Regions from separate parts of the Homo sapiens genome. Here region 1 is linked to region 2. Evidence: chromatin contacts called from ENCODE Hi-C or POLR2A ChIA-PET data. All regions are on one chromosome and are shown on one strand. Each heading gives the region's core, a stretch centred on a gene start or an enhancer-like site at or near the end of the contact. The rest is flanking DNA. Distances are from core to core; before and after follow the strand shown. Region 1 overlaps ABLIM1 (actin binding LIM protein 1). Region 2 overlaps ABLIM1 (actin binding LIM protein 1).

The links. A loop is a pair of places that touch in the nucleus more often than their neighbours do. ChIA-PET counts read pairs that join two places held with the same protein, here RNA polymerase II (POLR2A). Pooled maps may share reads with other maps.
Region 1: POLR2A ChIA-PET joins it to region 2 with 12 read pairs in MCF 10A. The contact joins two enhancer-like sites. A Hi-C loop is called at or near these places in 5 of 168 maps with a recorded cell type or tissue (Calu3, aorta, ascending aorta and 2 more), 4 of 37 single-sample maps with no recorded cell type and 4 of 50 pooled maps. POLR2A ChIA-PET finds 5 or more read pairs at or near these places in 5 of 52 experiments (MCF 10A, Panc1, WTC11 and 2 more).

The regions. Positions count from the first base shown.
Region 1 is chr10:114,646,217-114,652,526 of GRCh38, forward strand. All of the region lies in intron 1 of ABLIM1 (actin binding LIM protein 1), which reads right to left. Among named protein-coding and RNA genes, the nearest start is that of ABLIM1, 8.9 kb to the right of the region's middle. Within about 2 kb of position 2,320, at least 3 of the 41 ENCODE cell types and tissues checked have a DNase peak (open chromatin) inside an H3K27ac peak, as active enhancers do.
Region 2 is chr10:114,572,931-114,578,762 of GRCh38, forward strand. It overlaps ABLIM1 (actin binding LIM protein 1), which reads right to left. Exons shown (of 23, transcript NM_002313.7): 3 at 2,486-2,669. Among named protein-coding and RNA genes, the nearest start is that of ABLIM1, 82 kb to the right of the region's middle. Within about 2 kb of position 2,986, at least 5 of the 41 ENCODE cell types and tissues checked have a DNase peak (open chromatin) inside an H3K27ac peak, as active enhancers do.

The sequences.
Region 1 (6,310 bases), core at 1,070-3,569, 73 kb after region 2:
CTGAATAACGTATACTAAGAGCACTGAGCATTTACCAATATGCTTCATTGGCCATTAAATTTGCACACAGGAAAAAAAGCAACTAAGCCACAAGATGAGCATTCAGCCATAGCATCCACAATTGAGAACTAGGTGGGCAAAAATCAAAGGAAAAAATGAAGAGAAACAAATGAATGTTGACCCATTAATGAGGCTAACAATATTTACTGAGCATCTGCAATATGCGAAGTATCACCTTCAAGGAGCCACAAGTGGTATAGAGATCAAAGATACCTAAACTAAGCCCTCAACAACCTTACATCTAAGTAGACCAAACAGCACAAGGACCTAAATAACTCTAAAACAAGGCAGAAAGGGATTGGAATCAGAGATACCGACCAAACGGTATGAAGATTCAAAGGAAGGAATGCTTGCCGCTCAGCAAGAGAGATAAGGTGAGCTTCAAGTCTAATGTGGTCCTCACGACTACAGGAGGAGTTACAGGAGGTTGGCTGGGCTCAACATCTTTTCAGCAGCTGCTGCCACATATAGAAAAATGAACTGGATCACTCTTGGTATGTAGATATAGAAGTTAACCAGGAAATGTGTTGGATCCTGTTTGCATCTTCTTTAAACTCTTAAAATAGACCAATTGAACCACGATCTATGTGAAATCAAGTTCAGTTGAAGTATTACTAAACAATTAACTTCACTTAGTATTCCCATCATGGATAGCACTGGACCAATTGGTGACCTCAAAGATTAGACAGTTTTTTAAATTAATTAATAAATTAATTAATATTTATTTATTTATTTTTGAGACAGGGTCTCACTCTGTCACCCAGGCTGGAGTGCAGTGGCACGATCTTGGCTCACTGCAACCCCTGCCTCCTGGGTTCAAGCAATTATTGTGCCTCAGCCTCCCAAGTAGTTGGGATTACAGGTGTGTACCACCATGCCCAGCTCATTTTTTTGTATTTTTAGCAGGGACAGGGTTTCACCATGTTGGGCCAGACTGGTCTTGAACTGCTGACCTCAGGTGATCCGCCTGCCTCGGCCTCCCAAAGTACTGAGATTACAGGCGTGAGCCACCGTGCCCAGCCTAGGCAGTTATTAAGTAGCCACTGCCCCTATAATGCCACTGGCTACCAAGTGAAGATAGAGTCTGTGCCCTTTAGGGAAAAGAGCCCAAGGAAAGGATAACAGAACATATCCAGCTACACACTAGAATCACATGATAGCACTTCAGGGAAAAGACCAATATGAAACAGAACTGGGAATTGTCCCACAAGGACAGCAAATATTAAACACCCCAGAATATTCTAGTGATGTCAAAAATGACCTTACAAAATGATCCAGGTCATGATGGACAGAAAGGGAGCTGGCTGAGCGCTAGCTGTGGCCCTAGCTATTTGACTTTTCTTCCCCAGCTCATCTTTATCCCAGGAGATCCTACTCTATGGCATGAGAATTCTCCCTCTCCACTTGGGCTGCAGACAAACCTTTGTGAGCTAGATTTTTCTGGGCTCTGTGAGTCATAATGTCTCTGATGTCCTCTGATTAATTTTGGTTGTTATCTATGGCCACAGAACTTGGATGAGGAAAGACTTCTAAACAGCAAACAAACAAAACTTGGGGGGCCACAGTAAGTCACTTACAGAAAGTGAATTTACAAGCCAGCTAAATGATTTCTCAAAGTAAAGGCCCTACCTTTCTTTATATAATGTTTGCAGACCTTTATGTTGTAAAGATAAAAGCAGTTTTGAAGATTAAGATATAGGATGTAAATAGAATGTACATATAGGATTTGTGTACATATGGGAAAACTGGTTATTTCACTTTGAGGGAATAGCTTTAATTTAATTTGAAATTGTATTAAGTGGTGGGAATGTAAAATGGTATAGCCACTGTAGAAAACGGTTTGACAGTTTCTCAAAAAGTTAAACAGAGAATTATCGTATGACCCAGGATTTCCACTCCTCGGTATATACCCAAGGGGACTGAAAACACGTTCACACAAAAACATGTAACAAGTGTTCATAGCAGCATTATTCATAATAGCCAGAAAGCAGGAACAACACAAATGACCATCGGCTGACGAAAAGATAAAGAAAATGTGATATATCCCTACAATGGGATACTATTCAGCCATAAGAAGGAATACGGTATTGATAAATGCTACCGCCTCGATGAGCCTTAAAAACATTATACTAAGTAAAAGAAGCTAGACACAAAAATCACAGGTTACATGATTCCAATCAGATGAAATGTCTGGAATAGGAAAACCCACAAACACCTAAAGGAGATAAGTCGTTGCCAGCAGCTGAGGAATGTGAGTCATCAGGGATGTTTTCTAACGGGCACAAGGTTTCTTTCTGGGCTGATAAAAATGCTCTGGAATTAGATAGTGGGATGGTTGCACAACTTCGTGGTTCTACTAAAATGCACAGGCTCGTAAATGTTAAAGTGGTGAATGTTATGGTGTACTACATTACATCTCCATTTTAAAATGTATGAAGTACCTTTACTTACCAAGCACTGCGTTATAGTCTGAAGAAACCACGGAAACAACTGTCCTGCCACTAAGGCACTTACTACCTGGTAGGGAGACACGCAAACAAACAGATACAAATAGCCAAGCATAGAGGTGCTTGGATGGGCATTTGTGTGGTACACAGCAGAGCCCAAAAGAGGAGAGGTCTGGAGAGACTCCACAGGAAAGTTTCACCCGAGCTGAATCTCCAACTGAACTTAAAAAAAAAAATTAATAATCCTTTGGTCTTCTCATGTAATATCAAACAGGGAGAGAGGAGAGCTAGGGTCTTAATCTAACACTACCCTCTGATTATACCATAGACCTTAGGAAAGTCATTTACTTCTCTGGACCTCAGTCTCTTACTTCCTACAAAAGTAAGGTGTTGGCTGGGCACGGTGGCTCACACCTATAACCCCAGTGCTTTGGGAGGCCGAGGCGGGCAGGTCATTTGAGGTCAGGAGTTCAAGACCAGCTTTGGCCAACATGGTGAAACCCCATCTCTACTAAAAATACAAAAATATTAGCCAGGCATGGTGGTGCATGCCTGTAATCCTAGCCACCCAGAAGGCGGAGGCACAGAGAATCGCTGGAACCCGGGAGGCAGAGGCTGCAGTGAGCCAAGATCACACCAGTGTGCTCCAGCCTGGGTGACAGAGCAAGACTCTGTCAAAATAAATAAATAAATAAATAAATAAATAAATAAATAAATAAATAAATAAATAAAGGTGTTGATATCAAAGGTTTATTTCTACCTTTGAGAAATATCTAGAATCCTCGTGCATATCATATCATAGTCTATCTAAAATCCTGACATACTTAAATCCTGATTCTGCAAAGGGTTTCTCTAGTGTATTCTGGGTGTGCTGCTTTCTGAGATTGAGAAAGGAATCTTCCTGCTGGCTACCTCTACACGCCCTAACAAACAGCACACAGACTATGCTTCCTTCCTGTTGGCAGCCTTCATCTTCCACCCCAGGGACAGAATCACCCATCTGCTGACCACGTATTCACCTTATATTACCTTCCTACTGGTAGCCTTCGTCTTGTAGTCCATAGACAAATCAAGCCTGTGCTGGCCACCTGTCCACCCCAATGAGTAACACACAATCCATATCCCCCCTCTTTTTTTTCTTTTTTTTTTTGAGACAAAGTCTCACTTTGTTGTCCAGGCTGGAGTGCAGTAGTGCTATCTCGGCTCACTGCAACCTCTGCCTCCCAGGTTCAAGCAATTTCCCAGCCTCAGCCTCCTGAGTAGCTGGGACTACAGGCGCCCACCACCATGCCAGGCTAATTTTTGTATTTTTTAGTAGAGACGGGGTTTCACTATGTTGGCCAGGCTGGTCTCGACCTCCTGACCTCGTGATTCACCCATCTCGGCCTCCCAAAGTGCTGGGATTACAGGCGTGAGCCACTGTGCCCAGCCTCCACACAATCCATATTCCCTTTCTGTTAGCAGCTTTGTCTTGTACCCATGGCCGTCACAGGTCCATGGCTGATTTGCCAAGTTAACAGGAGTCCATCCATAATAATCAGCACTGGGTCATGCCCCAGAATCATTAGGATCAAAGGATGGGAAATCAGGGATTTCTTTGAAAGTAAGCCACTCTTAGTAAGATTCAAATTTGTTTAAAGCCTGGATTAAAACAATGCCAAACAATAAACTTAAACAGACTGCTTTACCCTCTGACTTTAAATAAGATTAGTTTTTAAGTACATTTAATTAAAACGAATGGGGCATTGCAGCATATTTACTCACTCAAGGAAGTAATTTACATGGGAACATTTCATGTGAAAATAGTTACTTGCCCACATTCCTAGGACTAAAAATAAAATAAACAAAACAAAAAGCAACCATCAATAAAACAAAAAAAAAGCTGGACCAAGTAGATTCAGCCAGTGGAACTAGGTGAAAAGTGTCTTACTTCTACCTTTTTCTTTCCACTCTCAGATCATTGGGCTATTTTCCTTTTACTCGTATTTTGGGTAAATCATATCTATTTTACAGCTCAAATCGCAAATCCTACTTTCTCTTTCCCTTCAGTGATATTTCTTTCCTTTGAAAACTAATTGTATTTGTTATCTAGACAATTATTCAACTTCTCACACATTTGGGTGAGAAGAAGAGGGGGAAGTATTTATCGAGCTCCAACTAAATGCCAGCATTTCTAAAATACGTATTTTCTCTTAGGGCTCATAATACCGCTGCAATGTGGGTAGTATTATCCACATTTTATATACGAGAAAACTAAGGCTCGGACATATTAAGTCACTTGCCCAGGTCACAGAACTGCAAAGAGCAGAGCTGGACTTTGAACTTGGCAGCGAGGTCTGACCCCATAACCCTGAATTTGCAACCAGTTTGCTTTGCAGCTTCTCCTGGCCTCAGCTACTTGAAGGCAGGGGGACAATTTAATGCCGAATTGTATTCTTCGAACATAGTGATTTGATTTCTGCGAACATTCACTCATTCATTTACTCATCACTCACAGCTTTTTTTCCATGCCAGGTACTATAATGGAATAAAAATAAGAGCACAGCTCTCTCCTTGCCCTCAGAGAGGACCTCAGTGTATGAAAAGGGAGAAGCTTATAAACAGGCAACTTGAACAAAGATGTGCAGAGGATGCTATGAAAACACAGAGGAGGACGAGGCAAGAGGTAAGATCAGGCCGGCCCAGAGGAGGAAAAGCTTAACCTGCAGCCTGCTGGGCCTCAGAGAAACTGGGGAGACTGTGCCAGGCAGCAGAATTGCACATACAAAGAGAGGCCCAACGTGAAAGCATCCTTCAAACATCTGTGACAAAGAAGACTGATGCGGGTGTTTGGGGGTTAAGAGTGGGACGTGATAGAAAGGCTTAACCGTCAAGAGCTTGAAACGTATGATTCTGGGAAATATGATTAAACTAATGGAATGAGAAGCCTAGGGAATTGAAAAGGGGTTATTGGTAACTATAAATAAAAAAAAAATGCAAACTATCTAATGCTTTCCCAAATAGCTGAAACCTCAAATCCCTCTCCATTCATGCCCTTGCAAGATGTAGAAGTAACTGGCCACCACCTATCATCTCCATCCTCAGGAGAACAAAAGTTAAAGTAAGACTGCTGTTTGGGGGGAACCATATCCCATCAACAAACCGGATGAGGCCCTGGGGACCCAGCATGCTGGAGGAACAGGAGGCCACAACACAGTGTGTCTCCTTGCCAGCAGCAGATGCCGGTCACTACTTTGCCTCTCAAAGTAGCCTAGTCAAAGCCATCAGTCAGGAGAGCGGGTCTGAGGGCAGGAACCACATGCTGGTCCTTCTTACCAACTTTCCCAGGATGTATTTTTTATGGCTAGCTCAAACACTTCTCTCAAATGTAATAGAGGGCCTTCACAGCTGAGTTTCAGGGTTTGGAGAGAATTAAAACCTTTTCCCTGACACAGACTCTCAATGTTACCAGGAAGATGCTATAGAAAAGCTCCACAGCATCTTGAAGAATATGCTGTCTTTTTGACAACAAAGCCATTTGTGGCCTATGGCCTACTATACCCAAGACGCTTCCCCTAGCCCTCTGACATACAGGTCTGGGGTTGCGGATTAGTGAATGGGGTAAGAAGGGCACACTAAAAGAAAAATATTATAGTGTTATATGTTCTACTTAGTTTGAAAACAGGTTGGTATTGCTTTAAGAAACAATAATGTACCCAAGAGGTTCTCTCACTTACGTGATACCCTGAGTATCTGGGTCTTGGGAAACCATTCCGAGTGAAGACAACACCTGGTGTGCTGCATGTAACAGAAAGGTCTCAGCA
Region 2 (5,832 bases), core at 1,736-4,235:
TGTTGCATGCCCAGAGGCACCTCGCTTACCCCACCCAAGCCCAAGCCTTCCTTCCCATCCAAGCTTATTATTTTAGACCCAAGTCCCACACGAATCCTCTATGGGACAAGCCAGAATCCAGTTCTCAACTTGGGCTGGGCCTTCTGAAGGGTGGGTTTTGTTGTTTTGTAAATGGCCCTTTTCAGTAATTTCCTCCCTCCCTATATCCTCTGCCCATACTGGATAACTTCCTTCTTTTATTTGCATGAATGTTTATAATAGAAAGAGACCTGGATTTAGAGTTAGAAAACCTGAGTTCTAACGTTAACTTGGGAATGTCCCTTAAACCGTGAGCCTCAAAGTCACTCATAAATAGAGATATTAACTCCTGGTTCCCTTCAAAGAATTGCTAAGAGGGTGAAATTAACTTCTGTATGAATATAACTTCTCAACTAAAAAGGAGGCCCCAATTCAGACAGAATTATCGTCATTCGGCAGCAGTAGAGGCAGTAGCAGTAAGTGCTCCTTTGCTGGCTCAAATGTCCAGGGACAGGGCCATAGTTAATAAATCGTTTTTTATCATTATACCAACTTCAAAGCAATGACCTCTCAGGGTCAGGATCAGAAGGGCTCTTAGAGTTTACTGGGAACACGGCCTTCCAACCTGGCTGACTGACAACATACATGAGAACCCTCCAGAAACTACTAAATTAGCATGCAGGTTTTGGGGGAAAATAGGCTAGAAATTGATCTTTGTGGAGAGACTCCCATCTCTAGTCCACTCCCACCCATCCAGGAGATTCCAGTGATGAGCGAGGCTTGAAAAATGACTCGCATCTAGTTCACAGCTTCTCATTCTAAGGTGGAGGCAATTGTCTGGAAAAAGCTAAATCACATAGGTCTCAATTCAACCTGGGAAGTAAGACTGGGACTTGGGGCTCCATGCCAGCCCAGGACTCTTAACCAGGCTGTGTGCCACAGCCTGAAAAGGGAAAAATCAGGGCAGAACTTTGCTTTTGATTAAATACAGAAAAATATTCAGTTCATTCATCCAGAATTATTAAATTATGATTTAAAAAAATGAAATAGAGAAATGAGCTAATACATAGCTATAAAGTTATTTAAATAATTTTATTATGAATATTTTGTGTCTTATTATGATTTATCAGTATTATCTTGTTAATTAATTACACAATATTGAATCTTCCCTTCTAGAGCTTACATCTCTCTGGCTTAGAAACATACAATGCTGAAAAACAGACAACACGTCTCCTCTGAATTGGGGTTTTTAGAAAGGCATAGCAAATAGATCTCCACTTGAAAAGGCACTGGATTGCAAAATTGCCAAATTAGAATTGATCAATAAAGCAGCTGACCCTTGGTGGTGAGTCTCCTAGTTACAGGAATCAAACCTATCTTAAGTTTTATAACATGCAGACCTCAAAACACAAAAACCACAAAAAGCCCCACATTTTCCCACTCACACTTCACATAGTTTTCTTGTTCTCTGACTGATCATTTTATTATTTATTTTATTTTATTTTTTTTGAGATGGAGTCTTGCTGTGTCACCCAGATTGGAGTGCAGTGGCACGATCTCGGCTCACTGCAACCTCCGCCTCCCGGGTTCAAGCCATTCTCCTGCCTCAGCCTCCCAAGCAGCTGAGATTACAGGCACCTGCCACCTCGCCTGGCTAATTTTTTTGTATTTTTAGTAGAGACAGGGTTTCACCATGTTGGCCAGGCTGGTCTCAAACTCTTGAGCTCAGGTGATGTACCTGCCTCGGCCTCCCAAAGTGCTGGGATTATAAGGGTGAGCCACCACGCCCAGCCTGACTGATCATTTTAATCAAGCTGGTTTGCACAGTTAAGATACAACCTTGGTAGATGACAGATACATAGAGAACAGGGTTGGCAAATATTTCCCCCCAAAGATGAGATTGTAAATTTTTTAAGACTTTGCGGACCATATGGTCTCTGTCGCAATGACTCAACTCTGTTGTTGCAGCGTGGAAGCAGCTATAGGCCACACACAAGTGGGAGTGGCTGTGTTCCAATAGAACTTTATCCACAAAAACAGGTATCAGGCCTAATTCAGCCCATGGGACACAGTTTGCCACCGCCTATTATAGATGAAAGAGACCATTTTAAACACACACACATGCCTAGGAATTTATACTTCCAAATAAGCTTTATCCTTCTAAGCAGTTATGCCATTTCCCCCTGATGTTTTTATTGCTCCAAAATGTTTTGAGACCCAGAGCTGCTTTCAGAATTAGTTTCAATCTACTAAAAATCAGTCATATTACTTTGTAGAGGACATCACACATACAGTTTCCAACTAATCTACTTTTTTTACTAGGACTGATAGTACAGTAAGAAAGAAATCTAAGGATAAGAGTATGTGCTACTCAAGACAAAAGGTGTATAATCCAACCTTTAACAGCCCAAACCAGCATTTCTCTGTTGGAGGAAGGTGTAGGCTTTGGAAAGATAGGCTCACTTACTTGCAGATAGTACAAGCAAAGCAATTGGGATGGTAGGTCTTGCCCAGAGCAGTCACCACTTCGCCCTCCACGAACTCCCCACAGCCATGGCAGCGTGTCCCGTACATCCGCTGGTAGTCCAGGGTGCAGAGATACTCTCCGTTCTTTATGAAGAAGCCCCCTTGTGCCAGGTCACAGCCACACACTGTAGAGAGACAAGTTCACATCTGGTCATTATCTGCCACACTGCCGGGCAGCACTGCCTTTGAGTGAATACTGACTGGTTGCTCACCCTGTGATCTCAATGGTTTGGGGCTAGGGAGGGGATGGCTACAAAGAGCTATTTATTATTGGGCTCTGACCCTCCCTTTGGGAGCTATGCAATATCTCATACAAGTAAAATCCACTGGCTAGGTCTCAACAGCTTTTGTGATATGTCTAAAATTCTGAGATAATCAAACAGTCTTTGATAGAAAGATACCCTTCATTCAGGCTGTCTCAAATATGAGCAAAGGTGTCCCTGGCAGTGTGCTATTTAGGAAAGGTGCCCACTGCCTGCCCACACAACCACATGGTTTGGGCCAAGATTGTTAGGAGTTGAGTAATAAATTTCCATTATACCAAAGGCAGTAGCTGAAATTTCCGATAGCTGTATTTTTTCACACTCTGGAACTACTTTCCACTGCTACGAAAAATTCAGATGTTTCATTTTTTCTTTGTGCAGTAAATAGAATAAGCCAATTATTTATATATTATAGAGAGATAAAAAACAAACAGGCAAAAGAGGAAAGACCTGTTATTTGGATGCTTTATTGTGTCTGGATTTTGGCATCTCCTTCCGACTGTGCAGCTGTGGATTAGGGAGATGGTGCAAACAGGCAGTGGGAGCTTGGGCCTGGTCTACGTGTTCAGACAAGACCAGAGTAGGTCACAACAATTTGTCTGCAAATAAAGCCTAAAGCAGTCCCTGACAGTAAAGATCTCTCTCTGCCAAATGGCTGAGAAGCAACAGCCAAAGCTGGAAATCTCTGACCCTAACCTTGCTATCCCCAAGGTCAACTGATTCCAATTTATAATTCCTTAGGCAAAGAATCCAGGATTCTTCTTGATTATTTGGTATTCAGTTGGGGTGGGGACAAGGTGAGTTCAATCAGTAAATTGCTTTCCTAAGGACCTGCTCGAATGCTCCCAGGGTTCATCTGCTGAGTTCCCATGACTCCTTAATTCATCTAGATGAACTAGGGCTTCAGTAAGGTTCTGATGAAAGTCACGACTCCCCCACCTTCAGTCAGGACTCTTCACTAACTACAAGCTACGGAAGACGTTCAAGGTGATCCAAAACCCACAAACAAACTTTCCATTGTGGATTCATCAGTCTTTGTTTAGATCAACACTCCACAGCCATGACCTTCTTCTTTGCAATTTACAATTAAGTAACCCAAGATTATGGCCTGAGTCCATCATGCCTGAAACTGACCACCCTATAAATACTCCTGTGATCATATTATCTGGAAAACAGCTCATTCACCACCTGCTGCCTCCTCTCACCTGCCAACCTCTCCTCTGCCCCCACTGTTCTCCCACCTGCTTCTTCTTCCCCAGATGAGTCCTGTGGGTCAGGGGAACCCACGTGTGGATTGGCCTCATTCTGATTGCAAATTCCTTCAGCAACAATAGGCAGTCTGGGGGTAGCGGGTCACAGAACCTTAGAGTGTTTTCTTCAATATCTGTCTATGTGCAGATCTTATTTTTCTACAAGATGGCAAGGTATTTGAGGGGTGAGAGTCTTCTTTTGATTCTTCTTCAGGAACCTAATTGTATCTAATATAAAACAGGAAACACAATGTTTGAAATAAACTGAATCCTGCCTGAAACTTGGCAGGTTCCCACTGATTTCACTCCTCAGTGACATCAAGTTCTGATGACTCAGTTATTTTTCCAAACTTAGGATTTCTCAAAGCCCTGAGAAGTGACACAACAATGCATCCAGACTACTGGTAATTCCCTAAATTCTCTCCTCCAGTCAGCTATGGCTTAAAAATGCAGAGTCGTTATACAAAGATGTGGTGTCAAAAGGGTAATCTGGTGGCAATACACAAAAAATAGATTGAGATAGTTTCAAAGCTAATTCTAAATGTTTTAGAAATTATTTGTATTTACTGCTTTCTTAGGGCACCTGTCTGCAGCCTTTTCCAGATCACATGGTTTTGTGAAATTGACATATAGTATCCTTTATTAATAAAGTCCTAGTTTCTGTGAACATAACATAGCCTTAAAAAATGAATTCTTAACACTACTGAGAGATGCCAAGCTACATTCAAACTGTGCCTTATTATGATTTGATTTGGCTTTTTCCTTAAAGTAGTGCTCAAGGTGGCTTACAAACCATACCATTATTTCTGGTGGTTTATACAAGGAAACCAGTGTTTGATGTGACTCCCAGAGGCAGGTGTTCCTAAAGGCATATGCAACAAGCAGTGAGAAGGGGGGCCTATGATGCCAGTACCTAAAATATACTTAACATTATTACATTTCCTGAAAATGGACCAGCTGTCACATCATTTCAGACTCTTCCCTCTCTTGCCTCCCCAGGCTTTACTTTCCTGTTTCTCCTCCTCTGTCTACTCCTTCTCAGTCTCAGTGGCCAGGCCCCTAAATGCAGGTCACTCCTATGGGTGCCATCTCCTCCCTCTATGATGTAAGGCCTCCCTGGGAACAGATCTCATTCACTCTCACAACCTCAACTATAACTTTATGCGAGGGATGATCAAATTAATGATCTCTCTCTGTGATGTCTTCCCCAAGCTTTAGACCCTGATTTGTAGCTGTGTGCTGGGCACAGGCAGACCGCCATGCCTCTCTCAAACCCAGCATTTTCCAAACACACCCTTTCCTCACAGTTGCTCTGCCATCCCCCATAAAACCTTCTGCTGTTCTTTTTCTATTCCCTTTCTCATCAAAATGGTAGCTGTATCCATTCTCCAACTCTTACATCAACATCAACATTTTCTGTTGTTTTTTTTTTTTTTGAGATGGAGTTTCGCTCTTGCTGTCCAGGGTGGAGTGCAATGGCATGAATTCGGCTCACTACAACCTCCACCTCTCCAGTTCAAGCGATTCTCCTGCCTCAGCCTCCCAAGTAGCTGGGATTACAGGCATGTGCCACCACACCCGGCTAATTTTGTATTTTTAGTAGAGATGGGGTTTCACCATGTTGGTGAGGCTGGTGTTGAACTCGTAACCTCAGGTGATCTGCCCAACTCGGCCTCCCAAAATGCTGGGATTACAGGTATCAGCCACCACGCCCAGCCAACATCAACATCTTCAACTGGACCCAAATCCAACCCATTTCCCCAATGAGGTGTTTC